Regions from separate parts of the Homo sapiens genome. Here all the other regions are linked to region 3. The links are chromatin loops, found by intact Hi-C in ENCODE. Cell type or tissue: IMR-90. All regions are shown on one strand. Region 1 overlaps TTC21B (tetratricopeptide repeat domain 21B). Region 2 holds the start of COBLL1 (cordon-bleu WH2 repeat protein like 1). Region 3 has its middle 37 kb from the start of SLC38A11. Region 4 overlaps COBLL1 (cordon-bleu WH2 repeat protein like 1). Region 5 overlaps SCN2A (sodium voltage-gated channel alpha subunit 2). Region 6 holds the start of SCN3A (sodium voltage-gated channel alpha subunit 3). Region 7 overlaps SLC38A11 (solute carrier family 38 member 11).

Region 1 (4,000 bases), 880 kb before region 3:
ACTGGCCTTAATCCATGCAGTTTCCTCTGTCTGAGAGTGTCCTTGATTCCCACCCTAGCCTAGTTTATGCCTCATTCTTCAGATTTCAGACATCTCTTGATACCCTTCAGGTTCTTTATGGTAACTCACTTGGCCTGGATCTTTCTTTCATAACATTTATCTCAGTTTTGAAATTATTTACTCATGCAATTATTTTAAAATGTACTTTTTCTCCTAATAGAATGCAAACCTCATAACTGTAGGCATCAGTTTGCCTGTGTAAGTGCTAAATAAATCTGTACTGTATAAATGAATGGCTGTGTTGTCATTTACTGCCCTATGATGAGTTTTTACTATAACCTGAAATAAATGAGACTTTTCTAGTAAGTTATAGAAACCACACTTGTGGGATGGCAGCTTTCTAACCTATCAATGTATTCACTGTGGTCCTTTTTTCCAACTCCACTTTCTTTTCTTCTTACACTTCTTTTGTGTCACTCTGTCTTCTATTATCACACAACTTCTCTGTATAGCGTAGTTTGGTTGTTCATTCACCAGCCTCCCTTACCATTCTCTAGTGAGTAAGCAAAGAGAGGAGGAGGCAAGGAAAAGTAATAGTAGCAGTGTACTCCATCATTCTGTTTTATGGTTTTTGTCTTAACAGGATACAAACTGGCATTTAATTACTTAAAAGCAAAAAGATATGTGGATTCAATTGACATATGTCACCAGGTAAACACTTAAATTTAGATTTCTTAAAATTTTTCAGATGCACAATTTCCTACTTTTTTAAATCTCCAGATGTATGTGAATAGAAATAGAGGATACATTATTTTAGTTAAATGATTTATCAGTATGTTTAGGGAGATTATCAGTGTTCGAAATTTAGAAAATGATGTTCACCTAAATAAAAAACATGTTTTTACTTTGAGATCAAATAATAAAATGTTTATGTCAATTTAAAGACAAAGACCACTGAAGAGTACATATTAAACAATAAACCATAAAATATTTACATGTATGGAAAGGAGTAGGATTAAAGAGGTGGAGTAAAAGAGACTTTTACTTTAAAAAAAAAAAAAGACAAAGACCAGTGGGAGAAACATGTTAAATAAAATGTAGTCTTTAAGTTAGAAGATATTTGAAGACAGTATAGATTCTCCAGATCATTATTCTGATTAGAAGTTCTTGTGAATGTGTCTGAATCTGGTTATTAGAGAATTCAGACTGATCAATTAGAGATAAAAAGGAATTCTATTAGAAGTCATTCAATTGCATTCTGTAATTCATCCCCTAGTAAATGATCACCTACTAAAATGACAAATATTTAAATTACAGTTTTAGAATTTGTAGAGTCTCTTTATATATACATTGTCCCATTGATATTCCATATAAGACATTCTATTAAACATTGTAAGGACCTCCAAGAAAAGTTCATTAGAAAAGAATTTTGTAATGCCCCTTATCCCACACAGCAATCTGTTAGCATCATTACAGTAAATACTTGGCCTTAGTAATTGCTGTTGATTACTGAGTCTCTGTAAAGCAGTATTTCAGTCAGGTTAGGGTTGTGTGTTAATGTAAGGCTATATATTAGGATCATTTTTGGAGTTAAAAAAAAAAACTAGCATCTCCCCACTCTTAGACTCAGTAGAACTAGAAATACGTATGTCTCAAGATCATTTCAGGTAAAGCTAATGTGTGCTGCTGTATAAAAGTCACTCTCTAAGGGTTTATCAGATATTATGAATGAAAAGCTAAATTACAAAAATATTTTAAATCATTGATACATAATTGTTTTATACAATTCATCTATTAGGTAAGCAGTTGTTTGTTATATTTTCTGCATTTGATATTTACATTCTATTGTTCTCATCTAACTACCATTAATATAAAGGAGTCATCATGTTACATTTAAAATGCCACCATTAAAAAGTGTTATAGCTGTTGTAGTATTAGTACAAGGAAATCTTAACTGTAATGCTCATTTCTTATAAGTTTTGTAACTCCGTAGTTTTTGATTATTAGTTACAAGTTTTTATGGGTTCTTTATTTGTTTTGCAGGTTCTTGAAGCACATCCAACTTATCCAAAAATCAGAAAGGATATACTTGATAAGGCCCGTGCGTCTTTAAGACCTTGAAAATAATTTTAACTTAGGTGTTGGTTTAACAGGAAATGAAAGAAATCTAACTTTCAGTTCTTCCTGTTCAAAACAGGTTTGAGCTCAGTGCTTTGTTATTAGAAGTATACCCTTTTTTCTCCAGCAGAGGTTGCTGCTGTACATCAAGAGAAGTACTATGTGAAATTGGTGTTTCCTAATGGAGTTGAATGAGAGCTGGTCTATTTGACTCTGTTTTGATTGGGTACAGATTTGGTGACTCTGTGGTAAAGACTATAATTATTTCTATAAAGAATATTTTGTTAAAATCTAGGTAATTAAATACCCTGTATCTTTTCTAAGGAATATTATTTCAGGAAATATATTTAAAATGCATTGTTCTCTTTTAAAGTGTTTTTGTTATATTCTTTTATTTATTTATTTATTTTTAAAGACAGAGCCTTGATCTGCCGCCCAGGCTGGAGTGCAGTGGCACGATCTTGGCTCACTGCAACCTCCGCCTCCTGGGTTTACGCGATTCTCCTGCTTCAGCCTCCCGAGTAGCTGGGACTAAAGGCATGTGCCATCACACCCGGCTAATTTTTTGTATTTTTAGTAGAGATGGGATTTCACCGTGTTAGCCAGGAGGGGCTTGATCTCTTGACCTTGTGATCCACCTGCCTCGGCCTCCCAAAGTGCTGGGATTACAGGCATGAGCCACCGCACCCAGCCTGTTTTTGTTGTATTCTGTGTTGTTTCAAAAATTGGAATAAATCTCCCTGTAAATAACTCATGAAAAAGACAATATATATATTTTAAATATATATTTTAATAAAGGTTTTATAAATAGATGATTTATATTCCTCTTGGAACTCAAAAGATGTGGTAAGTTTTGCAAATCAGGGTAAGCTCCCCCTGCATTCTGTAATGTTAATGGGTGGTGGTATAGTACAGAAAATGTAACTTTCATTGAAAAATCTTTTTTAGAAAAGGGTAGAGTGTGTGTTTCCCTTTCCTTTCTTGAGCTCATTCTTCCTGCTTTCAAGGCCATTGTGGTCTTAAGAAATAATCAGGTCCTGAAACCTCAATTTAAATAGGTCCCTTATTAGGGATATTTAACCTTAGCCTAGAAGACTTGGTCTGCAGGTATAATTTCAGACACTGTAACATTTGATGGTAAAGGGTGACCAAATACTTTTGGTCAGCAGGGAGTCACAAAGCACACCATGTGAAGGCAACGGTTTACCCAGCTCTGTTTAACAGCACCCTGGCATAGAAGCTTTCACTCTCTTACACTAAATTTAACCTAATCTAAACTTAATCCTTAGCATTATTTTTAATTTCTCATCTACATCTTTTTCAATTTTCCTTAAAATTGTAGTAAACACAGTCCTCAATTTTATTTGCATTTACAATAAACAGTATTTATAAGTCATTTGCTGCTTTTTATTAAATGTCCTGTGTTTGTTTTGAACTCCATTCTCTTGTTTCTGATCATTTCTCCCATTTTTCAAAATCCCTTTAATTTCAATTACGTTATAAAATTCCAATTATTCTTCTTTTCACTTAGCAAAACAGTTTTTTGTGGGGTTTTTTGTTGTTGTTGTTCTTTGAGACAGAGTCTTACTCTGTAGCCCAGGCTGGAGTGCAGTGGTGCGATCTTGGCCCACTGCAACCTCTACCTCCTGGGTTCAAGCAATTCTCCTGCGTCAGCTTCTTGAGTAGCTGGGACTAAAGGCACACGCCACCACGCCTGGCTAATTTTTGTATCTGCAGTAGAGATGGGGTTTCGCCATGTTGGCTAGGCTGGTCTCGAACTTCTGGCCTCAAGTAATCTGGCCGCCTTGTCACCTAGCTTTTATTTATGGCATTTCATAGAATGTTTAATAATAGAATTTATAAGTCACTTCATATATGTTAA
Region 2 (4,000 bases), 150 kb after region 3:
AACGGGGAAATTGAGCGCAATCTTGGAAACGTGGGCAATTTTGAAACAGCTCTGCATAACTAGAAAGATTGGAAAACAGCAGTTTTCTCCTGTTATGTGAAAAGATTTATAGCAGCCAGGCATGGTGGCTTATGCCTGTAATTCCAGCACTTTGGGAGGCTGTGGTGGGCAGATCACCTGAGGCCAGGAGTTCGAGACCAGCCTGGCCAACATGGTGAAACCTTGTCTCTACTAAAAATATAAAAATTAGCCAGGCGTGGTGGTGGTCACCTGTAATCCCAGCTACTCGGGAGGCTGAGGCAGGAGAATCACTTGAACCCCAGAGATGGAGGTTGCAGTGAGCCGAGATCGCATCACTGCACTCCAGCCTGGGCAACAGGAACAAGACTCCTTCTCCAAAAAAAAAAAAAAAAAAAAAAAAAAGATTTATAGCAAATCTGTGATTATTATTTTGCTAATCACTGGCTACAGTGAGGATAGCTTAGTACCATTATGTGAAGACCACCAAGCTTGGTGGTGCTCTTAAGTGGTTTTGCCCAACATGAGCTTATTTCTTGCTTATGTGGATTCTGTTGTAGGTCCTGGGACTCTCCAGGGCAGCTGTGCTCTGGGTAATAGTTTAGCATTCCAGTCTTGTGTCACCTTCATTTTAATACATGCTTTCATGATTGCAGTAGCAAAGGAAGGGAACATAGAGACTCAAACACTGGCAGTAATTTCACCAGGAAATAAAGCATTTCATGTCTGTTCACATTTCCACTTATCAAAGTCACAGGGTCATACCTAATTTCCATGGGGTGGAGCATATAGTTCTCCCTAGGACCAGAAGGAGGACAGCAAAAAGTGGTAAGCACTGAAAATGCCTTCAGTGGTTACGAAATGTTATGAATGTTTTATGACTAAGATTAGCCTAATCTTACTGGTATTAGGGTCCATAATATTACTAGTATGTCATAAATTAAGGCTGAAACTAATTAAAGATTTAATCTTGTCTTGTGATTGAAAGTTATGGACTTTCAAGTAGTTTCACTGTTACTCAATATTTGCATCATTGTCTGTGCAAGCAACTGTAAAAGCTTGCACAGCTCTGTATTCAGAAGCATAAATGATTCATGAAATTGTTTAAACAGAGTTATTGTTTAAAGACTAAAACCCAGAGGTATTTAAATAAATTGCTTTACTCTTAGTTAAAATCTCTAAAAGCAACTTTTTCTAATATGGTTCCAGTATTGTAATCCAAATGAGCCATGTGTTTTTTTCTTTTCATATTTAAGATGCACTGAAAGGACATTATGCACTGAAAGAAATAAATACCAATGCCTGCGTGTGGTAGACAAATGGCACATTGCTAGGCATTTAGTTCAGCAATCTTTTTTTGTTGCTGCAATGGATAACCAACTAAAGGAGCATTAATATCAATTTAATTGTAATACCTGCCAAATGTTATTCTATCAGTGGCTAACACAGGTTTATTACTTGATGTTAGTGCTACAACAGAAGTCCCCTGCAGGATGTTCCTTCCTGTAAGATCTCTCCATCAGTTTAATCCAAATATGTTTTTAAAACTCTAATTTTAAATTCATTTCTTAATGTCACGTTGTTTTCTGAAAACACATTTTTGGGCCCATCAGAATGGCGCGCATCTTAAAACAATTGGCGCTTATGAAAAATATAAAATATGTAAATATATTAGGGTGGTGCAAAAGTAATTGCGGTTTTGTCATTACTTTTTAAAAAAAAAAAAAATGGCAAAAACCGCAGTTACTTTTGCACCAACCTAGTACCTGTCTGTCAGGTGTAAAGAATCATCTAAAGGGCATGCACGTGGATACTAAAACGTACAAACAAGCACACAGCTGTGTCTGATTCCTTTACCCTTGTAAAAGTTCCAATAAGTGAATACAATCTATTACTTAATTCTTAGTTTATAGACTGTCATTAGACATACTGTTGTCCAGTTCTCATGTCAGAGCTGTTATAGGCTTTTACAAAAAATGCCTCTGAAGACAGGGCAAGCTTAAACCTGCCACCAATTAGAAAGATCTGTGTCACAGGTGCGCTTTTAAAAGAATGGCAATCTTAAAGGTCAAGTTAAAAACACAAATTTAAAAAAACGATCCTGGACGTCGAGGGTCGGACTCTAGGGGGGGCAAGCTGCAGGCCCCACTCTGCGAGTTTCTGACCGCATTCCGCGGAGGCCCCAATCCTCCCCGCGGATCCTGGCAAGGCAGGTAACCTCCCTTCCCCCGCACCTGTCCGGTTCAGGCGCACCAGCCTTCCCGAAGCGCAGCCTAGCGGTGGGAATGGGAACACCTCGTCTGGGAGCTTTCTTTCGGTTCAGCTTCCCCAGCCGGACCCCAAAGACCCGAAGCCCTGGGGGAAGGAAATTCCAACTTGCTCCCGGCCCACCCCCGCCCCGTTCCTCTCTCCGGCTCGCTGCTTCCCTCGCTCCAATGCCGCCGAGCTGGTCCCCACTTATGTGCGGCCGTGCTGCAGAGGCGGCGGCGAGCTCCCGGACTCCGGGCAGGGAAATGGGGCAGGGTGAGTGAGAGAGCGGGCTCCAGCGAGGCCCCCAGCGCCCAGCCAGCGCCCGCACCCCGCCCGCGGGACAGGGGAGGTGCTGAGTCGGCCCTGCCCGCGCTGGGCTGAGCCTCGCAGGGGTTGCCGCTTCTCCATTCAAGTCCTGGCTTGAGAGCCGAGCGGCAAGAGCGCGGGCCGGGGAAGGGAAGAGTAGGAGAGGAAGCCGCGAGGGAGAACAGGCGAGCTACTGTCTCCTTTGGAAAAGAACGTAGGAGCCTTGGGTGGGAAAAGAGAGATCAGCCCTCCCAACTTCTCTTCGGGAAAAGTTTTCCTAGGGCGTTTTGTTTGTGCAAACTCGGCCGGAGGAGCCTGGGAGTGCGCTGCCGGCGTGGCAGCGGTGCCCGTGCGCCCGGCCCCGCTCCTCCTCCTTTTCCAGCCCCGGCGGCTCCTCTCCCTCCGAGAGGCGCCAAATGGCTACCCAGTAAACCCCACGGGGCGGGGGCTGCAGCGCCACCGCCTCCTCCGCCGTGCTCTGGGCGCCCGCTAGACCTTGTAGAGACGGCGGCGGCGCCCGCGGGCTGGGAGCCGGGGCCCGCAGGTGGAAGCGCACCCGGGAGGCGGGCCGGCCGGGGCTGGAGCGGCTCGGGCGGGCTCTTGACGCTCAGCCAGCTTCGCTCCGGCCTCGGGAAGGCGCGCGTCCCGCCCTGACCCGCCGGCCTCTCCCACCCCAGCAGTGACGCGCCGCCTGGGAGCTGGAGCCCGCGCAGCGCCCCGCAGGGCGATGGACGGCCGAACCCCGCGCCCGCAGGACGCCCCAGCCAGGTAAGCCCAGAGCGCCGCGCCGCCTCTCACCGGGGAGGGCGAGGCCGGCGAGGACAGCGAGGCCTCGGCCGTTTCACCTGGCTGGCAACTCGCTGCCCTGCCGGCGGCCTGACTCACTGACTGTCCTCCACGCGGCCGGGGAGGCTGCTTCCTCCCGGCCTTCTCGGAGGCCGCCCGGGCGGAGGGCTCGGGTCGTTTTTGGTTGCCTTCCTACCGGGGCTGCCCTGGGTTGCTACAGGCCAGCTGAATGCCAGGAATTGGGTGAGGAGTCCGGGAGCAAAAATTGTAACAAAGGGACCCTTGTTTGGGCTCTGGGGGAGCGGTGGACGATACCTGTAAGTGAGCTCCTGGGGAGGGAGGGCAAAAGTTTCCTTGGTCATGGGCTGAGGCCCAGGCAGGTGAGCAATGTCAAGGTGACTGTAGGGAGTGGGCTTTCTGCAGGCGGGTGGAGGGCGACAGGAGGGTGTGCCAGCTGTCAGCCCGCATGACAGTTCCGGGAGCGAGCGGGGTGCGCGCCTCTGATTGGGGGTGTGTGTGCCTGTGGCCAATTGCTGGTTCCAAAACCCAGCGCAAATCAGATTGCAAACAACTCTACTTTTCTTTTTATCCTCACATGTTTGAGAAGAGAGGAAGGGGGCTGTCACATGGTGAGTTAATA
Region 3 (4,000 bases):
TTCTCACCGGGTCTTAGCTGCCTTCCCACGGGGCAGGGCTCGGGACCTGCAGCTTGCCATGCCTGAGCCTCCCACCCCCTCCATGGGCTCATGTGCGGCCCGAGCCTCCCCGACGAACGCCACACCCTGCTCCACGGCGCCCAGTCCCATCGACCACCCAAGGGCTGAGGAGTGCGGGCCCATGGTGCGGGACTGGCAGGCAGCTCCACCTGCAGCCCCCGTGCGGGATCCACTGGGTGAAGCCAGCTGGGCTCCTGAGTCTGGTGGGGACGTGGAGAACCTTTATGTCTAGCTCAGGGATTGTAAATACACCAATCAGCACCCTGTGTCTAGCTCAGGGTTTGTGAATACACGAATCGACACTCTCTATCTAGCTACTCTGGTGGGGCCTTGGAGAAACTTTGTCTAGCTCAGGGATTGTAAACACACCAATCGGCACTCTGTATCTAGCTCAAGGTTTGTAAACACACCAATCAGCACCCTGTGTCTAGCTCAGGGTTTGTGAATGCACCAATCCACACTCTGTATCTAGCTACTCTGGTGGGGCCTTGGAGAACCTTTGTGTCCACACTCTGTATCTAACTAATCTGGTGGGGAGGTGGAGAACCTTTGTGTCTAGCTCAGGGATTGTAAACGCACCAATCAGCGCCCTGTCAAAACAGACCACTCGGCAGTGGCAACCCGTTCGGGTCCCCTTCCACACTGTGGAAGCTTTGTTCTTTCGCTTTTTGCAATAAATCTTGCTACTGCTCACTCTTTGGGTCCACACTGCTTTTATGAGCTGTAACACTCACCGCGAAGGTCTGCAGCTTCACTCCTGAGCCAGCGAGACCACGAACCTACCAGAAGGAAGAAACTCAAGAACACATCCGAACATCAGAAGGAACAAACTCCAGACGCGCCACCTTAAGAGCTGTAACACTCACCGCGAGGGTCCGCAGCTTCATTCTTGAAGTCAGTGAGACCAAGAACCCACCAGTTCCGGACACAGAACTACGTGTTCAAAACGAGAGCTCTATCTTCCCTTCTCTTTGCCAGCCACATGTACAGTAAGGAGTAGACAAGATGGCGCTGAGCAAGTGGAAAGCCCATTTGCATAAGATTAGGGTGGGGCAACCAGCCTTCCCGGCGCCGTGTAAACTTCACACCTGATCAAACCAATTTGTGGCCCCCACGTAAATCAGACAGGGACTCCTCAAGCCTGCCTCCCTGCTGCTGCCCGCTTTTCCCTTTTGATCTCTCTCTGGCTCTGACTCTGTCTCTGTCTCTCTCCCCTCCCCCGTCTCACCTCTCTCTCACAAGAGATTTTATTATCATCCAATGTCGTTCAGGAAGAGGATCATTTATTGCGTACTTTTTACAAGTTCAGCACTGTGCTAGCCTCTGTGGGGATTCCCAAAACAGGAAGTAGACAGGTGCCATAGGATGCGCAGAAGGAAGCGCTGGTGTAGGTGTGGTCCACAGATGACTGGAAGGGAAACGGAGCTTGCATTGGTGTCATTACCAACAGGTTTGTGATATGTATACATTTCTGGATGCAGTATGGTTAAACAGGCGCATTTAAAAGAGCCCCCACCCCAGAGGGTGAAAATATAGACCAAAAAAAAAGTTCATTAAAAAGCAAATTTTCACTAGTGGCTCTGTAACTATGAATTTACATTTTAAATTTCCTGATAACTTTTCAACCACAAAGATTGAGAGCCTGGCCAAATTATTTGGTTCTCTGCCCAAAGATTGGTAATAGAGTCACGTAGAATATTTTTTTCTCCTCTTTAAAGATGAATCAGAGGATGCTGGGTTTCACTGAACATTTCTGAAGATTTTCCACATCACAAAGCCCTCCAGGCACAGCTCAGCATTTTGTAGAACAGCGTTAAATCTTAAAAGAAGTAAAATGCTGCCCTCTCGTGGCGGATATACAAAACTGATGAAAACAGTATTCCTTCCTGTTATTGAAAAGCAGCCAAGTCCAAAGCAGAGAGCAGTATTTAGATTTTAAATGAGTTTGCAAATAAAAAGACTAGAGTACCTTAATATGACGTGAGTAAACCTTTCAGGAAATAAAATTTTAAATCAGATCAGATCAAAGTGTTCCAAAATGGGGCTTAATACTGTAATTACCACCATGACTCTGCATATATGCAGATTTTCCCCCAAGGAGTTCAAACTTTGACTCAAAATCCAGTAATCTTGAATCCTGGTCTAATCCTTACCATCTAAAGAAAGCACACTTAGAGTAATTGTTCAATAGAAAATTTATCAGGTCCTTCCTCATCCTGCCCCCAGCCAGATGTGTTCTCTTCCTGCTCTGAATTCCAATAAGACATAATGCTACATGTATATGGGTCTCTTTTTCTGTCGGCACGTAATAGTTTTAGAACCTTTGTGGCCTCTAAGATAGGCATGACACGTGGTGCATGCTTAAGAAATGTTTGAATAAATGAATGAATAAATAAATAGGAATTAAATGAATAAATGTATAGCTATGATAAATATTCCCTATTTCCCTTATTTAAGCAAAAAAAAATTACTATTTGTTATGCAAATACCAATGCCTGCAAGTCTTGTTGCACTGGCTCAGAGGCCATGCAACATATCTTTGAAAACAGTCAGGAAGGCAAGAGTGGCTCCAAATCAAGCCTGGGTGCATTGCTGTACTTTGTGGACATCAGGAATGGGCACTCTGGCTCTGCCTACTCCTGGATAGGCCCTACAAGGATTATACAGATTCTGACACATAAAAGCAAGGGAGAAGAATACCTGAGAAGCAGATTAAGGCAGGGTTCCTCACCCCACTGCCCACAGGAAATTCTCTTCAGTGGGCCACAGAGCTAAATGTACAAGCCAAATGCTTCCTGAAAGGTTGGTGCAGATGTAGTAAACAATAGCCTATGTAAGCACCACTGAACCACATCAGTCTAGAAGTTTCTGTTTCTGATTCAGGCACTGTTCCCAGGTCAGGTGCTCTGTGAGTGCTAGCTGGGAGTGGTGGTGTTGGTGGTGGTTGAGATATAACAACACATAGCAATATTAGATGCCTATTAAGTTCAGGCTCTGAATGACTCCTGCTTGCCCTTGGACAAGCAAGCTGGGAATGTGTGAATGTCAGCAGTGGGTATTTATACTTGGCTCCAAACTTCTCCAGACAAGTTCTTACTTGTTCCCCTCCACCAGTGGTTGCTTGAGCCTTTCTGCTGTTTAGCCTCATTCCTTTAAGCTGTGAACCCAGACTCCTCTTTTGAGTCCTTTTATGGATAACTTGATTCAGTCACAATGCAACAGACTCCAGGACAACTTTTTTTTTCTCTATCTCTGGCTCCCAGAACCACAGCATAAATTTAAAAAAAAAAAAAAAGGACTCCCTTCTGTGCACTTCTTGGGCACTGTGACAGCTGAAGGACAAGCCTGCCTTTCAGCCAGGATTCCATTTCCCTAGAGAATATTAGGTATTGGATGAGATAGGAGATGAGAGGTAAAAATGAACAGTGGCACACACACACACACACACACACACACACACACATGCTTCTAATTGCCAAACTTCTCTAAAGGATGCTTGAGACCTGTCCCACTTTCTTTAGCATTTACTAATTCCTTGACTTCCTCTGACCACAATACCCAGGCCTCTCTCTTATGGAGCTCTAGTGGCCCCCCTTGCTGAACATCATGGTCTTCTCTCAGTTCTTATTCTCTTTGACATCTTGCCAACATCTGACTTTTCTGACATCCTCAATTGCCTGTTCCTGGAACAGTCTTCTGATTTTCCTCCCAGGACTAATCACAAGTTAGTAAGAATCCAAGCAACTTTTATTTCTTTCATTGATTTATTTATTTTTTGAGACAGAGTCTTGCTCTGTTGCTCAGGCTGCAGTGCAGTGGTGTGATCATGACTCACTGCAGCCTCAAATTCCTGGGCTCCAGCAATCCTGCCATCTCAGCCTCCCAAGTAGCTGGGACTATGGGTATGTGCCACCATACCCAACTTTTTTTTTTCTTTTTT
Region 4 (4,000 bases), 260 kb after region 3:
TGCACAGTGGTATCTTCAGAAGAACGCACTTGTTTGTACATTGATTTTCACCAAAGAGCTTGTTCAGATTAGGAAACACAGTGGGGTTGGCGGTGGTCACAGACTTTATGCTCAGGGAGAAACTTATTATCCTGAATTAGGTTGGTAGCCATCTGCCAGCTCAACTATTTTTGGTACCAGAACTTAGTGATGCCATCTCTTTAATGACCAAAAGTCACCATGTCTCTACTATCTTGCCTTTGTGAGGCTCTGCTTACATTGGGCGGGGGTTGCCATGCTAACCTGAAAACTCTTGGGCATTTCTGCATATCCTAATATCATGGATGGTTGGACTGAAAGAAGGAGGAATTAAAATATTTAATTTATATATAAGATACAGTGTAGTATAGATGTATGTGTGTGTATGTCTATGTGTATGTATGTATATATGTTTGCACACATATATAAATGTGTGCGTCTGTGTATAGACTGTGTATACCAAATCCAAAATCTCAAATGCTTCAAATTCCAAAACTTTTTGAGTGTGAATATGATGCTCAAAGGAAATGTTTATTGGAGCATTTCAAATTTTGGATTTCCAGATTAGAGATGCTCAACTCGTGTAATGCAAATACTTCAAAATCTGAAAAAAAATGTGAAATGTAAAACACTTCATGCCTTAAGAATGTTGGATGAGGGATACTCAACCTGTTTCTGTGTGTCTGTGTATCATGTATATAATCGATAAACATCTTTTTCACCAGTCAAAGCAGTTCCTTGCCTTTCTAGAAATGAACATTAAAGGACTACTGTTACAGAACTCGTGGCTCTTCTTCTCAGAAAATGCTATACTTCACAACAGCATAAGCAGTGGTGTCTGCTAGTACTTGGGAAAAGTTAATTTTTAATGAAAGTGAGCTTATAGACTAAACAGATATAGAAACCACATAGAATAAGGAAATATGTGGGTACATTTGTATATGATCTGTATATGGTCTTCATCTTATAGTCGGGTATCAGCTTCATAGGTAATTATTCCTCATTGAATAAGTATTAGTTCCTTTTTCCTCTTTTCCCTTTCTCCAGGCTAAACTTTTAAAGCAAAATGTTCATTTTGGGAAATCTGAAAAGATTGACACGAATCCTTCTTAGCCTGTTGAGAGAGCATTCAATGGCATGCTATCACACTTTCCTACAAGAGGGAGGAAGAAATAAGCACCATTTATAACAGAGGAAGATATTTCTTTTACGCCCTTACCACAAATAGGAATTTGTTTTGATTGGAGCACATGTGAGATGTCATAATTGAAAACACAAAGAAAGCACAGAACTCCAAGCTAGAAGTCCCAACTAGAAGTTACAGTTTGTTCTAGACTTGCTGTGTGATCTCAAGCAAGTCACCTCACCTCTCTGGGCTTTTCACATAAAATAACCCAGAGACATGTCGCACATGCTTTTCAGCCTGATTTACCTGTCCCATAGCACCAGTTTACAGCAGAGTTGAGCCTAAGCCCGCGGTTTTGCCTGGCATAGGGTTGGTCCGCTGAGGAACTCGGGAGCATTTTACATGGATTACAGCGCCACCTATTGGGAAAAAGTAGACTATGAAAAATGACAAGATAAAGGGATCGGTGTGGGATTTTTGCTGAAAAAACGAGAGTAACAACAGTATGGATCTAGAAAAATTTCTGAAGTTCACGTCATATTTATATTTATTGAGAAGTGTCCAGTGATGACAAATGTGTGATAAATATATGTTTATAGCAGGGTAATTTTTTTTTAACTGTCAAAAATCTATAGGGTGGTACAAACCATGTTTAACTATATAAGATGCTTAAATTTTGGTTTAGATCCTTATTCTGCTGTAATTGCCTAAAACAAAAGTTGGCATTTTAACTGTGCAAGTACCTAGACATAACAGTACTACTTGAGTTTTTAATCGGTACTATTTGAGTTTTTAATCATCCTGTCATCTAGGTTCTGTCATTGCCCTCCCATGTCCCCCATGGCTCTGAGCCCAGGAGAATGTCAGCCTCTGTCACCTGCCTGCTCCCCTGGTTGGGAAAGGGGTGACAAAGTATTCACAAATGTCCTCAGAACATTGTTCCTGGCAGGGCCACCCTCTTCCCTTTGCTTTCCTGGCGTCTACACCTTATAATAATGACCCTTTTTAATTTCAGTTTTTTAACTTAATTTAATTTTTAAATTTTTCTAGAGACAGGGTCTCACTCCATTGCCCAGGCTGGAGTGCAGTGGTGTAATCATAGCTCACTGCAGCCTCAAACTCTGGGCTCAAGTGATTGTCCTGCCTTGGCCTCCCAAAGTGCTGGGATTACAGATGTGAGCCACCGTGCTCAGCACTAATTTTAGTTTTTAAATTTTTGTGATTACAAGTGCAATAGTTAGATGTTTTAGAAAGTTGGAAAATACAGATAAGCCAAAAAATTGTAAATGCAATTTCATTAAGCAGGCAGATTGCAACTTCTAACATTGCAGTGTCTAGCCTTTTATTCTTAGGCATGCACATATATGTACACCCATCTATATGTGCACTTCTTTTTTACAACAATATGGTATTATATTGTACGTGCTATTTGTAACCTGCTTTTTTTCAGTTAATGATTTCCATCTTTCATGTCAATAAAATGTTATCCTTTGTCTATATTCAAATTGCCCCAATTATAGTGAGATATATTTGTAGTATTTTTGTTTTTATAAGGGGCATGTATGTGTGTTTAGTAGGTGTGTTCTTAAATCACAATTTTTATGATGGTAATTATTTATAATTAGCTCTGAGTATAACACCTAAGATAAACAACCAGATAGAGTCCAAAGTGGTGACTTTCTAAAAATTGTGGGGCTTTTTACATTTAGTAATATCTATTTTTAGTATGTTAAGAACTTATCAGCTTAGTAATCTGACCTATTACTATTTATCTTCAAATCTTAATTTCATGTGTTATTTTCTTCAAAATATTTCTTATAGCATAATAAGCATTCTCAATTTTGAGAATGGGTCTATTTGTTTCGTGTACCTGGTACATTTCATTTCTTGCACACACAGAGAGAGCACTGCTTCATTCCTGAACTCATTACTGAACTACATGGGTTAGCATAAGATTGATAAACATCAGCAGCAATAGAGAATGTTTTAAAATTTCTGTACTATTACTGGTATGTGTAATTGGGTTGTTGGTGTGCACTTACAAGGTACAGATATGAAACTAATCCAGGGAATTGTTATTTATTTCTGAAAGAAGTGGGAAATCTCATAGGGATTTCTTCATTTCAAAGAAGAGCTTTTAGAGTCTTAAAAAAAAATCAGCCCTCTAGAAAATTATTATATTATCTTACAAGAGAAAAAATTCTGTAAATAATGTTAATGCAAAGCAGACTCTGCTGAGTAATAAAATAACCCAAAATTCAATGTGGTGTAATAATATAGAGGAGTGATTATAATGTTCATCCAATCCTTTTCCACTTTTAATGATTTGCCTCAGGTTTTAGATGGACTGCTCACGTGTGCTCCTGCCTTAGGAAACAGGAAGACAGGCATCTTTTCTGTGGTGATCCTGTGGTCAAACCCATTAGCCAACTGCCTTCAGGTGCATCAACTAGGGGATGATTATCCAACCAGAATTGTTATCTTTGGCAGAAGTAGTTTGGCATCCAGGTGGATAATTCTGAGCTCTATTCAAGCGATTATTTTATTTCCTGTGGGTGCACTTTGTGACTAGTTAACCCCAGCGGCAGCTCCATTGGAAGCACGACCTGCTTAAAAGTTAATGTCCTACTTTTGTAGTGTTATGACTCCTTTATGGTAAAGCTAGACAGTCAGTAATTCCCAACCTCAAAATCTTGTGGTCAGGGTCAGCTTTCCTGTGTTACAGTGCTGAATGCTGAGGCTTCAATTAAATATTTAAAGCATTCAAACTAGTCTGAGTCTATTTTTGGAAAAGATCTTAACCCTATTTAATGTTTATGTCTCACCTTTGTGTAAAGATGGTATGGCTTAGGCAAA
Region 5 (4,000 bases), 300 kb before region 3:
TTAGTGATACTTTAGACAGAGGGAAGGAGGCCAGCCTTCTTCACCATCATCCCTGGGACTAGCCCAGAACCAATTAGTAAATAGGCAGTGAAGGCAACTTGACTAAGAACTCACTTTCTTATTGATATAGTAGGGGTCCAGATCCTCCAGGGGCACTGACACCATCTCTGGAGGAATGTCTCCATAAATAAATGGAAGAGATTTTCCTGCTTCCAAGTCACTGTTTGGCTTTGGGCCATTTTCATCATCCTCATCCTTGCGTTCCTGTTTGGGTCTCTTAGCTTTCTCTTCTGCAATGCGTTGTTCAATAGCAGCAAGGGATTCCCTGGTAAAGAAGCGGAAGCTGTCAGGTCCTGGCGGTACCAGCACTGACTGTGCCATCTTTTCATCCTGCTCCTTTAATCACTGTTTAGCTCCTTGCATAAGAAAGTGCTACAGAAACAGGGAGGGAAAAAAAGCAATGACCATTAGAATAAAAGGTGATTGTGTCAGTTACATGACACTGAGCACTGAGATACAGCATAGAAACTCAGATAGCTATAATATTTTCAAAGAAAGCTGTATTTGGTATTCAGGGAATCTCATATGTGCATCCATTTGCTCACATGGAGATCTATCTCTCACATTCAGTAGGTGTCTATGAGGTAATCTAATCTCCCACTCCCAAAATGTTTTAAGTGATTGTGCTACTTGTGGGAAAATATGCAATTCAGAGCTCAGAAATGGAGGATACTGGTTTGTGCCTGCTGTTTCACTTGTGTGAATATTTTGGCAGCCATCTTTTTCAGCATTCTTTCTGAAAAAATAGCAGAGATCCAAAACAAGAGATGAAACATCATATTAAATTGTAGAACCTGAGCTGAGGATCTTGCACATATCTCTCCAAGTCTTTGCACGTGCCCTTTGGCTCACTTTATCACATTTAAGAGTTTATTCCAAGTCAATTCACTGGGTAAAAATCTCTGGAAATCCTAAAATGCCAGGCTATGGAAACATAGGTAGATCCTGCTTGAAAGAAAGGGAGTGGGAAGGAGCAGAAGATGCCTGGTTGTGTTTGGAACTGCTCGGAAGCTGCACAGGAAGGGACCCAGCTCCTGCCAAACCGGGCAGGAAGTCATCCACATCAGAGGTCTGTAGCTCGGACCCCCTGGCTTAGCAACCTGCTGCTAGCTAGTGTAATTGCTTCTTAAATTAACACATTTGCAGTACCTTAGGAAATACTGTAGAGATAGCCAATTTCCTCAAATTATGCCCATTTCATAAAAACGTAGCATCACAGTCTTAGTGTCCATATCAGAATTTGGACTTGAGAAAAAATAATAAGTTTACGATAGTTTATCTTTTCAAGCAAACTCTTATTATATGAGTCTTTGCAATAACCTAAATAGATTTTTACTGGTATTCAAATCATATTTCACCAGACTAAAGTAGATAACTCAAAAGAGCACATCAGTCATTCCAAATGTTACCTCTGAACCAGTGGCAGGAGTTTCTATGCTATTTGAAACAATACAATCAACATCTTGACTCCTAAATGACACTTAATCTATTTTTTCCATCTTTTCAAAAAATCAATCTATTTCACCCCCATACTATAGGAGTCAGAGTTGTCATTTAAATATATGAAATGCATTTTCTAAGAGTGAAATGTGTTATGCAGTTCACTTCTGCAGCATACACCAGATAAAACAGAGGGAAACCTAAAATAACAAAAACTACTGCACAGTTTTATTTAAAAAAAATGTTGAAGTAAACCAGGACCTTTCAGCTACCAGCTAGCAGACTGCCCTCCCCAGTATTATAGTGCCTCCAAAACATCCCTCATTTTTTTCACCCATTCCTAGAGACCCTCATGCCTAGCGACAGACATAGGCATGAAGATGGTCCTTGCACACTGGGGGAGGAAACTGCCATGCCTGGATTCTCTAATAGAAGAGACATGCTAAAACATGCAGCCAGCAGCTTCAAAATGAAAGTGGTCCCTCTGCAGATTTCCCCAAGGATTCTACTACTGTAAAGGTAGAGAAGCATCACAGAGAATAAGCATAATAAGAATAATAAAACATTACCCCTGTAGAATCTTTTACACCCAGAGTTTGGGATTGATAAGCTGGCACCAAGAAGACTGCAGCTAAAATTCCATCATGCTTTAAAAAAAAAAAAATCTTTTTTTTTTTTTTTTTTTTTTTTTTTTAATTCTCCTTCAAAGACCACACCTAACTTCCTGTAAAAGGATTCTGGTAACTGAAGTAAGAAGAGGCATTTCCTGTACAGGGACTACAAAATGGCATTATTGTAACTACCACTAGAGGGCGGGGAACTGTGAAGAGAAACACCTTCACAGCGTACACACAGACATATGTCTGAAGCAGCCCAAAGCTCTCAGTTGTGGAACTGATCTTCCACAGGCTTTTCTTGGAACGAAACATTAAAACTTTGTTGATTTTAAGTGTTAATTTTGTTAACAGATAATGCTTCTCCTCATGCTTTTTATTTGCTATGTCAGAAAGTCATTCAACCCATATAAAGAATTCAAATTTAAAGTAAAGAGAAAGTACAGTAGTGCACTGCTTAATGGCATTTTTGGTCAATGACAGATCACATATATGACAGTGGTCGCATAAGATTATAATACCATATTTTTTACTGTACCTTGTCTATGTTTAGACGTGTTTAGATACACAAATACCATTGCATTACAATTGCCTGTAGTATTCAGTACAGTAACATCCAGTATAGGTTTGTAGCCTAGGAACAATAGGCTATACCATGTAACCTAGTTGTGTAATAGGCTCTACCATCTAGGTTTTACGTACACTCTATGAGGTACACACAATGACAAAAATCACCTAATGACACATTTCTCAGAATATATCTTGGTCCTTAAGCAAAGCATGACGTAAATAGGGAAGGGTTAAAAATAAAAACTCATATTAAATAGCAATTAACCCTTACTATATGTAAGGGTTAAAAATAAAAATTCATATTAAACAGCAATTACCGTATGTAGGCTTGTAGCCAAGGAACTACAAACATAGAGTAGGATTTGATATTAGCCTCAGCCCCAGATAATCTTAAATCCAATGTAGTTCTTTGCTAATTCAATAAAGAGATGGCCTGTGCCACACAAGTTAACTCTCTCCAGAAAAAATATTAACCCAGTGAGACACCAATCTTATTTATCTCTGATTTAAGTCACTAAAAAGCAACCAGAAAAAAGAACTGATAAACCAGTGAGATTGTGAATGCTAGGCTTTCAATTAATATCATAGTGAAGATTTGAGGACTTACTAAGTGCCAGTCACTTGGCTAAGACATTTGCCCTGTATTATTTCATCCTCCACACAACCCTATTGGATAAGTGCTTTCATTATCCTTATTTGCAAACTGAAGTAAGGACATACACTGAGATTAGGAAAAGTCTCCTAAGATCATACAGGCAGGATTCAAACTCAAAATCTGATAGCAAAAATCTGTGATCATTACTCAATCATAAAAAGAAAACAGGCACCGGTATCAATTATAATTAGAACAGTTCTAATTGTTAAATCAATGTATTTCATACTTTCTGGCTTCATCATTTTCATTGGAAAATGTATTTGTTGGGCAAAAACAGAAAACAAAATACCACATCTTCTCACTTATAAGTGGGAGCTAAACATTGGGTACACATGGACATAAACATGGGAACAAGAGACACCGTGGACTATAAGTGGGTATAGGGTGGGGGAAGCAAGTGTTGAAAAACTACCTATTGGGTACTATGCTTGCTACCTGGGTGGTGGGTTCAATCGTGCCCTCAAACTTTGGCATCATGCAATATACCATCATAACAAACCTGCACAGGTACCCACTGAATCTAAAATAAAGGATTTGGAGAAAAGAAGAAAATGTGTTTGTTGGAAATGAGCAAGGGGAAGATGTAGCCCAAAATAATATTTTAGTCACTTTAGCAGATAACTTTTGATTGTAAGAGAAAAAGATGTCTCAAACTAATTGA
Region 6 (4,000 bases), 210 kb before region 3:
TTATATTTAAATTCTTGTGTTAGGGGTTGAATTGTGCCTCCTCTCAAAAAGTTCTAATTCTGAGTAATTCAGAATATGCCCTTATTTTGAAATAGGGTATTTACAGAGATAATCAGGTTAAAATTAGGTTATGAGGGCGGACCCTAAACCAAAGTGACTGGTGTCCTTATAAAGAGGAGAAAATTTGACACAGAGGCATGCACAGAGGGAGGAGTACGTAAAGACAGTGATGCAGGGAGTGCACCATGTAAAGACAGAGACAGAGACTGGAGTTATGCTGCCACAAACCAAGGAACATCTGGGGCTACTAAAAGCTAAGAGAAGCAAGAAAGTATCCTTCCCCTGCAGGTTTCAGAGGAAGCATGATCATGCTGACAACTTGATTCTGGCCTCTGAGTAGCCAGAATTGTGAAAAAAATGATTTCTGTGTCTAAGCCCCTCAGGATGGCAGTTTGTTACAGCAGCCCTAGTAAACTGATACATTAGACATAAGACAAAAAGATTTCAAGGGAAAACAAGTGGCTCCAGCTTACCTTTGGTACAGAAAGAAGAGACCCAAGCAAAAACTCTTTTGAGTCTGTGAAGGAAGTTATGAAGAAGGAAAGGAGTCTCTGATAAGGGCTCCTTACATAGTTTGCCAATCTAGGATTAGCTAAAAAGATGAAAAGATGAGAAGTTTCCATCTATTTACACTATTCTAGTGTGGCAGAGATTGTGCCTCGCTTGCCTGAAGCCTGCAGAGTGCATTACATCCCATGGTTTACAAACAGCAGAACAGAGATGGCTGTGTGAGGCGCCTGGGGCAGGGAGGAAGGCTTAAGTCAGCCAATTACAGCCAAGAGTGACCCTGGGAACATGCTGCTTTTTCTTCTCTCCTCCTAAAGGACAGGAACAAAAGTTTCCTTAGAGGAAGAAGTGACAAAGAGGGGATGCTGCCATGCAAAGCTGGAGGGATGCTATTCCCGGGGCCCAGTGGGCCTGTGGGTACGTTAGTAGATATGAGGGATAATGATGGTCATGGATCATGCAGGACTCCTGGCCTCAGTGGATGCCCATGTGGAGAAAGGGGGAACGGGATCATACTCTGCTTTCTCTATATATGTACACAATCCTGAACTTAGATCAGTCTCCATGAGAAGGAGAGATAGAAGAGGAAAATCATGTATTGGTTGAATGCAAACCCAAAATCATTGGGAAAAGCCTCAAGTAATTTAGTTTACCTGGAACTGACTAGATTTATTTTTCTGCCATTAGACAAAATGGGGGCCACAATTGAAAACGAAGTATGTAATTAACAGTTCTTGAACACATGGCTGGGAAATATGGTATCAGCTATATTTGTTTTTCTTCTTTGTATGAGCTCCTTTATGGCAGGCACTGTGTGTTTCTCTCTGTGTCTTTTCAAGTCTAATATAATACTTGACATCATTTTTGTCCATCCATACAGTTGGTTTGTCAATATGAATGTATTTATTTAATTGATGATAAACTGTAATAAAATCATAGTTGTTTGCTCTAAAGTAGATATGAAAGGTCAGATGAAACAATAACATACATCTGGATTGAGAAATATCTTAATAACTGATGGATTATTTTTATTTTCTTTATGTATTGTGTGCTTCAATATCCTAATAAATAATATTAGCTAGGTTCACTGATGTATAGAATCTTTTTCTACATTTAGATATTTCTTGCAAATGTTTTACCAGAAAGCAACACAAAAATACTATCAGTGAGTATGTGTTTACACTGTTCTCTAAGGAGTCAAATTCCTCACCTTGAAAATAATTCATCCCAGGAAGAGAAAAGGTTTTCAAAAGACTAGAGCAGGCCACAAGGGAGCTTTCGCAAAACTCTACACGTAAAGGGTAATGTAAACTTAAAACCTATTTTTCAAACAGTAATTTATATATCTTTTAATTTTAGTAGTTTATGTGTGAAACAATCATGCAAAACAACAAAGTGATAAAATTTTTTAAAAAAATTAGTGAGATGCAAATAACTGAATATGTAAAAGGTCTCATACATATTTATATGTAGTAGATAAGTTACATTTTTTTAGTGTGTTGGGAAATTTTAGCTCACATCACCTCTCTACTGTCATCTTGGGGCACTTTCATGACTACCCATGCTTCATGCAGGTTTACTTTCCTCCCTGTGACAGAGGATAATGGGAATGTTTTTTCTTTGGCTCAATTTTGTGTGTGTCCGCCAGTAGATGGCGGTACCACTTTGAGTGCGATCGGCCTTTTTTTCTTTCTTTTTTTTTTTCCTCAAAGCTGTTTTCTGATATATGTTGGGTACCATAGAGTGAATCTCAGAACAGGAAGCGGAGGCATAAGCAGAGAGGATTCTGGAAAGGTCTCTTTGTTTTCTTATCCACAGAGAAAGAAAGAAAAAAAATTGTAACTAATTTGTAAACCTCTGTGGTCAAAAAAAAAAAAAAAAAAAAAAGCTGAACAGCTGCAGAGGAAGACACGTTATACCCTAACCATCTTGGATGCTGGGCTTTGTTATGCTGTAATTCATAAGGCTCTGTTTTATCAGGTAAGCTGACAAAACATTTCATTATCTGCACCATAGAACCTAGCTACCAGGTCATTTTCCTTACTTTAAAATCATCTTCATGCTGCTATTTTTAACCCAGTGTTGTTTAAATGTAAATTACAGGAACCAAAGGCATCGTTTGATGTGTAAACTGCTTACTATTTCTTTATCTTTCAAAGAAAATAGAGCCTGTCTGGAAATGGTGATTTATGGTACATACTAGGCATCAATGGTCTTGTGTTTTTGTAGATGCTTATGATTAATTGTATTCAGAAAAAATATTTTTTATTATACTTAAAGCTAGTCTAATGAGTTTCCTGGCTGTATGTCATCTATTTAAATGCCCAGTGTGTCCAGTATTTTTTAAACATAAATGTATAGTGAAATTGGAACTATCATTCTTGTGCTTTAGTTTTTTATTTAACAGCTTTAGAGAGGCCATGCATATAGGGAGTGATAACAATATAGAGGTGTTTGGCTTTGTGAAATACACTATCATTTTTCTCTAAAATCTGTTTTCATAGAGAAAAGAACACCAATACTAACCATTTAAAAGAGGTTGAACCTTCAAAAAATAAAATAATCTCTATATGTTCCATAATATGCTACTTCTTTATCCTTTAATATATTCATTTTATATTAAATGTTTACCTTTTAATTTATTGATTTAAAGATTATTATATATTCTTAATTGTTCTATAAGCTTGATAGATTGCTGTTTTTCTGTATATATTTAATAACTGTTTATTTTTATTAATTACCAGGAAGAACCACTGGAGCCATAAAACAATAATTTACTTTATCTATGATCCATATTGTCTGTAGTTGTATTTAGAATATTCTATATCATAACCATAAATGTTTCATTCAGTTAGCCACCACATAATTAGAATAAGAAATTATTGACAGAAAATCTATACATATTAATTGAAAGATAAGTTTTAAAAATCATACAGGGTTTTAAAATACACAACAGGTAGTATAATGTGGCTTATGAGGACAAAGATAAAGGCATAAGTGCTTGTAGGAATTTGCATGGAAACATTTCATCACATTCACTCCAAATAGAGTGTGCCCTATATGAAATGAAGACTTCTGATTTCAACAGGGCTTCCAGTCAGTACTGGCTAAAAGGGCTTCAAAAATAGAACTTAAGGCCTCCAAACTGTAATTCCTAATGATATGTTGAAAAATATTGACATCTCACTTAATATTTTACATTGAGTAGCAATAATAGTCCCCCCAAAAACATTTCAAAATAGTGGTTGCCTGAGAGGAGAGCCCTGGGTCTTGTCTATTTCAGAAGAATTCCTACCATAGGAGATAAAGAAAACTATTTCTTTGGACAGGGTTCCCAGAAATGGCTGTTAATTAACTTGAGTGTATTGTACACACCATGCTTCTCTACAGGTGACTAAATGTGAGTAACTTTGTTCTGAGTAAGCATCAGAGC
Region 7 (4,000 bases), 72 kb after region 3:
CTATAGAACAGAATCAGAATACAAGTGAGCTGAGAGTGAGGAAGTGACAGAGCCTTCAGTGGATGCAGGAGCTGGGGGAAGAGGTCAGATCTGCTTGTCATTAATAGCTTGTGGTGTGACAGGCAACATGGAGCCTTTGTTTTGTGTCATCCAAAGCACTCAACTCCCGGATGTGTCTGACTAAAAACATGAGGCTCTTACAACAAAAATGCAGACTCTGCCGGAATTGTATATTTGAAAGTGCTTCTGTTTAGCTGAAAGAGTTTGGGCGGGTATCATAGAGAGGCATGATGTTTTTTGATTCTCCTGATCCAGAGGTTTAAGTTCTGAGGCTCCTTTTTATCAGTCTATAGAGACTGGAGCTCCCTTTGATGGGACTTGCTTTCTTCTACATTGCCTTATTGTTATTCACCTGTTATAAAGATAAGAGTTTGTCTTTCAAACCAGGATAAAATTTCAGAATGCAAGAATCCAAACTGAGACAATATTACAAAATGAATTTAACTCCCCAAAGCTCTCCATCTCCAACCACAACCCCCATAAACACAAACGATTTATTAAAAATATATAATGAAGCATTTGTTTAGATTTTCCAGGGTAAGGGAAGTAATTAATTGTAAAAGTGTTTGCTGTTCTAAGGCTACAAACTGCTATAAGCCAGTCCCTATTTTTGGTAGTACTAAAATATTTTGAAACACGAATCATTGCTGTTAAAATGATCTAAATTTTACAGTAACCATTATTTGCCTAGATCTTTTTAAAGCTTCCTAAGGTATTGTAAGGAATACTGCTTCTTTTCAATGTTACTTTTATGTGCATTTATTCAACGTGTTTATTTTTCTCAAAAGAATACATTCACAGGCCAGGTGAGGTGGATCACACTTGTAATCTCAGCACTGTGGGAGGCCAAAGCAGGAGGATCCCTTAGACCAGTGGTTCAAGACCAGCCTAGACAACATAGCAAGACCCCCACCTCTACAAAAAAAAAAAAAATTAAAAATATAGCCAAGTGTGGTGGCATGTACCTATAGTCCAGCTTACTTGGGAGGCAGAGGCTGGAGGACCTCTTGAGGCCAGGAGTTTGAGGCTGCAGTGAGCTATGATCACACCACTGCCTGGGGTTACAGTGAGACCCTGTCTCACAAATAAAATAAAGTAAAATAAAATAAAATTTATTAACTTGATTTTATGAAATCAAAGATTACAAATGGCTTTTAATGAAATAGAGTAGCCTCCTACCAAAACCTTTTTTATTTCAACCCTTTAAGCCTTATCTCTTGGCATTCACATCTCTATTTCTAAGTAATATGAGTCTAAGTGCCTTTTTTGGTGTCTCACTGTTATCTTCTCTTACAGTAGATGAAGATTTAGCTCTCTCAAGCTATCTTTCCTCTTCTTAAATACATGGAGAATACCACAACTTTTAAAATTAAGTTTATGTTTCTCTTCTTGTACACTTTTCCTTTTTTTTTTCTCTACAATTACCACTTGATTTCAGTTTTGTGTTTATCTGGATGTCCAGTTTAGCTTTTGAATTTGATCATTTTTGTTACTTCTTTTCCAGATGCTCAAACATATAATCTATAATTTTATTATTTTTCCTGAACACATCCATCCCAGAGCCTTCAGCTCTGCCCTCCATTCTAGACAGATTGCTTTCTCACTTTGCTCCCCCATGATCATCCTAGGACTTCCTTTTACCTCCTTTTTGTGTTGTATACCCTCTATCCATGATCCCAGATCTTCCGTTTTCTTTCCTTTCTCCTTTTGTTGGAGCATTCTCGGTAGCTTTCTGGTATCTCTGAGTCCTGCACACACAGGGGTTTTGTAAAGTGAATCACCTCTTTCTCATCATGAGCTCCCTCTACATGGTTGCAACATCTTCTACTCTCAATAGTCATCACAGAAGTATCCAGTTTCGTTTTCATAGAGTGTCTTCTCCTCGGATATCTCTTCTCCCACTATCCTCTCCCTCATGAATTTATTCCTCTTTTAAATTTCTTTAGTAGCATTTTAGTGGGGTCTTAGAAAAAAGAAAAGATAAACTTATGTGGCCCATCTACACATGTTTAATTGGGTGTCCAAGTTTAACTTTTGATTATTAATTTGCATGGGGGTTTAAGTTAAAATTCAAACATTTTATTTAAAATATATTTTCTGCCTTAGGAAAGTTATTTCTTTCTTCCTTCCTTTCTTTTTTTTTTTTTTTTTAACGGAGTCTTGCTCTGTCACCCAGGCTGGAGTGGAGTGCAGTGGGGCACAATCTCTGCTCACTGCAACCTCCACCCCCCAGGTTCAAGTGATTCTCCTGCCTCAGTCTCTTGAGTAGCTGGGATTACAGGCCCACGCCACCACACCCGGCTAATTTTTGTATTTTTAGTACAGACGGGGTTTCACCATGTTGGTCAGGCTGATCTCGAACTCCTGACCTTGTGACCCACCTCCCTCAGTCTCTCAAAGTGCTGGGATTACGGACGTGAGCACCACGCCTGGTCTATGGAAGTTATTTCATTTGGGCAGGGGGCGTACACTAGGCTGTAAATAGAATACCTTGCAAGGTTATATCTTGGAACATACACCCTATAGATAAGGGGGGAGTACTGTGTATATACTGTATACTATTTCTTGATCATGGCCCTCTGTATTCACAGCTTCTGCATGTGCAGACACAACCAACTGTGGACAGAAATATTGGAAAAAAATTAAAAATAACAATATGACAATAATGATACAAATTTTAAAATACAGTATGACTACTATTTATATAGAATTTACATTGTATTAGATATTGTAAGCAATCTAGAGATAATTTAAATTATATAAAAGTATGTGCTTAAGTTATATGCAAGTATTAAACCATTTTATATCAGGGACTTGAGCATCCATGGCTTTTGATATCCAATGGAGGGTCCTGGAACCAATCCCTCCCACATACCAAGGGACAACTGTGTATGCATGACCAATGTCATCTTCCAGCTTTTAGCTTACCTTTGTATTTTTAAATGTGTATATAAATAATTTTATCATATGGATGTTTTATATTTACCTTCCATTGATTTTATTGTTTATCTTTATTATAACTTTAATATTATGGGGTTTTTTTGAGTTTTAAATTTCTTTTCCTCCTTCAATATTTTATTTATTTTATTTTATTCATTTTGAGGCAGGGTCGTACTCTATTGACCAAGCTAGAGTGCAATGGGGTGATCATGGCTCACTGCAGCCTCAACCTTCCAAGCTCAAGTGATTCTCCCATCACAGCTTCTCGAGTAGTTGGGTGTATAGGCACACACCATCATGCCTGGCTAATGTTTTTATTTTTTGTAGAGCCTGGATCTCCCTGTGTTGCCCAGGCCAGTCTTGAACTCAAAGCAATCCTTCTGCCTCGGCCTCCCAAAGTGCAGGGATTTCAGGCGTGAACCATCATGCCCAGCCTCAATATTGTATTTTATTCTTTGATTTCTTTTTTTCTGTATTTTATTATTTGAATTTAAAAATTAATTTGGGGTAAATTGATGTTTATATGATATTGAGTCTTCCCATTTGTGTGTATGGATATGGTATATTTCTCCATTTATTTGTGTCTTTCAATAAAAGTTTAACATGACGTTAAAATCATGCACATCTTTTAAAGTATTTAGTGTTTTTGTTGTCACTGCCACTTAAAAAAACATTTTAATTGGTCATTGTTTGTGTACATCAGCCCACTTGATGTTTTCTGTGTATTGAACTTGTATCCAGTAACCTTGCTGAATACTCTTATTTTCCATATGCATAAATTTTCCATATGTGTAATTATGTTGTGTACAAATAATTTACACAATCTTTTCAATGATTACACATCACTTATTTTATTGAATCAGCTAGGAATATCAATAATATATTCAGGATGCAGTGATATTGAACATCCTATCTGGTTTCATCCCTTAAGTAGAGTATTTCTAACTTTTCACTTTTAAATATGCCATTTGCTATAGGATTTGGTGGACATTCCTTATCC

The links. Hi-C counts contacts between places; a loop is a spot of excess contacts. Peaks named below come from ENCODE experiments on the same cell type or tissue, not always from the same donor. Only the 100,000 strongest peaks of a DNase experiment are listed, where the experiment ranks them.
Region 1: it touches region 3 in a loop (6-fold over the local background); 11 of 110 quality-filtered maps call a loop at or near these places.
Region 2: it touches region 3 in a loop (4-fold over the local background); 6 of 110 quality-filtered maps call a loop at or near these places.
Region 4: a loop joins it to region 3, with 10 times the contacts of the local background. A loop is called at or near these places in 19 of 110 quality-filtered maps.
Region 5: it touches region 3 in a loop (13-fold over the local background); 48 of 110 quality-filtered maps call a loop at or near these places.
Region 6: a loop joins it to region 3, with 9 times the contacts of the local background. A loop is called at or near these places in 31 of 110 quality-filtered maps.
Region 7: it touches region 3 in a loop (2.5-fold over the local background); 2 of 110 quality-filtered maps call a loop at or near these places.

The regions. Positions count from the first base shown.
Region 1 is chr2:165,872,876-165,876,875 of GRCh38, reverse strand. TTC21B (tetratricopeptide repeat domain 21B) reads left to right here. Exons shown (of 29, transcript NM_024753.5): 28 at 644-711; 29 at 2,044-3,514. The coding sequence ends at 2,121. Among named protein-coding and RNA genes, the nearest start is that of TTC21B-AS1, 59 kb to the left of the region's middle. RefSeq lists an enhancer at 2,123-2,322. In IMR-90, a CTCF peak has its summit at 2,245 (motif pointing right); a DNase peak (open chromatin) is centred at 2,255.
Region 2 is chr2:164,840,498-164,844,497 of GRCh38, reverse strand. It overlaps COBLL1 (cordon-bleu WH2 repeat protein like 1), which reads left to right and starts at 2,675. Exons shown (of 14, transcript NM_001365672.2): 1 at 2,675-2,788; 2 at 3,252-3,342. The coding sequence starts at 3,302. LOC101929633 (a long non-coding RNA gene) reads right to left here and starts at 3,749. Exons shown (of 2, transcript NR_110574.1): 1 at 3,676-3,749. RefSeq lists a silencer at 2,492-2,701. In IMR-90, CTCF peaks have their summits at 2,294 and 3,063; no DNase peak of the experiment used is centred here; H3K4me3 peaks cover 1,909 bases; H3K27ac peaks cover 133 bases; H3K27me3 peaks cover 427 bases.
Region 3 is chr2:164,990,929-164,994,928 of GRCh38, reverse strand. No RefSeq gene overlaps it. Among named protein-coding and RNA genes, the nearest start is that of SLC38A11, 37 kb to the right of the region's middle. RefSeq lists an enhancer at 1-30. In IMR-90, a CTCF peak has its summit at 1,900 (motif pointing left); DNase peaks (open chromatin) are centred at 1,868 and 3,818; H3K27ac peaks cover 1,397 bases.
Region 4 is chr2:164,735,355-164,739,354 of GRCh38, reverse strand. The region is part of intron 3 of COBLL1 (cordon-bleu WH2 repeat protein like 1); the gene reads left to right. Among named protein-coding and RNA genes, the nearest start is that of SNORA70F, 50 kb to the right of the region's middle. In IMR-90, a CTCF peak has its summit at 1,560 (motif pointing left); no DNase peak of the experiment used is centred here.
Region 5 is chr2:165,292,205-165,296,204 of GRCh38, reverse strand. It overlaps SCN2A (sodium voltage-gated channel alpha subunit 2), which reads right to left. Exons shown (of 27, transcript NM_001040142.2): 2 at 115-432. The coding sequence starts at 381. Among named protein-coding and RNA genes, the nearest start is that of SCN2A, 55 kb to the right of the region's middle. RefSeq lists an enhancer at 2,172-2,466. In IMR-90, a CTCF peak has its summit at 2,299 (motif pointing right); a DNase peak (open chromatin) is centred at 2,284; H3K4me3 peaks cover 231 bases.
Region 6 is chr2:165,202,370-165,206,369 of GRCh38, reverse strand. SCN3A (sodium voltage-gated channel alpha subunit 3) reads left to right here and starts at 2,320. Exons shown (of 28, transcript NM_006922.4): 1 at 2,320-2,547. In IMR-90, a CTCF peak has its summit at 2,209 (motif pointing right); no DNase peak of the experiment used is centred here.
Region 7 is chr2:164,918,490-164,922,489 of GRCh38, reverse strand. All of the region lies in intron 7 of SLC38A11 (solute carrier family 38 member 11), which reads left to right. Among named protein-coding and RNA genes, the nearest start is that of SLC38A11, 35 kb to the left of the region's middle. In IMR-90, no CTCF peak of the experiment used is centred here; a DNase peak (open chromatin) is centred at 1,859; H3K4me3 peaks cover 317 bases; H3K27ac peaks cover 1,475 bases.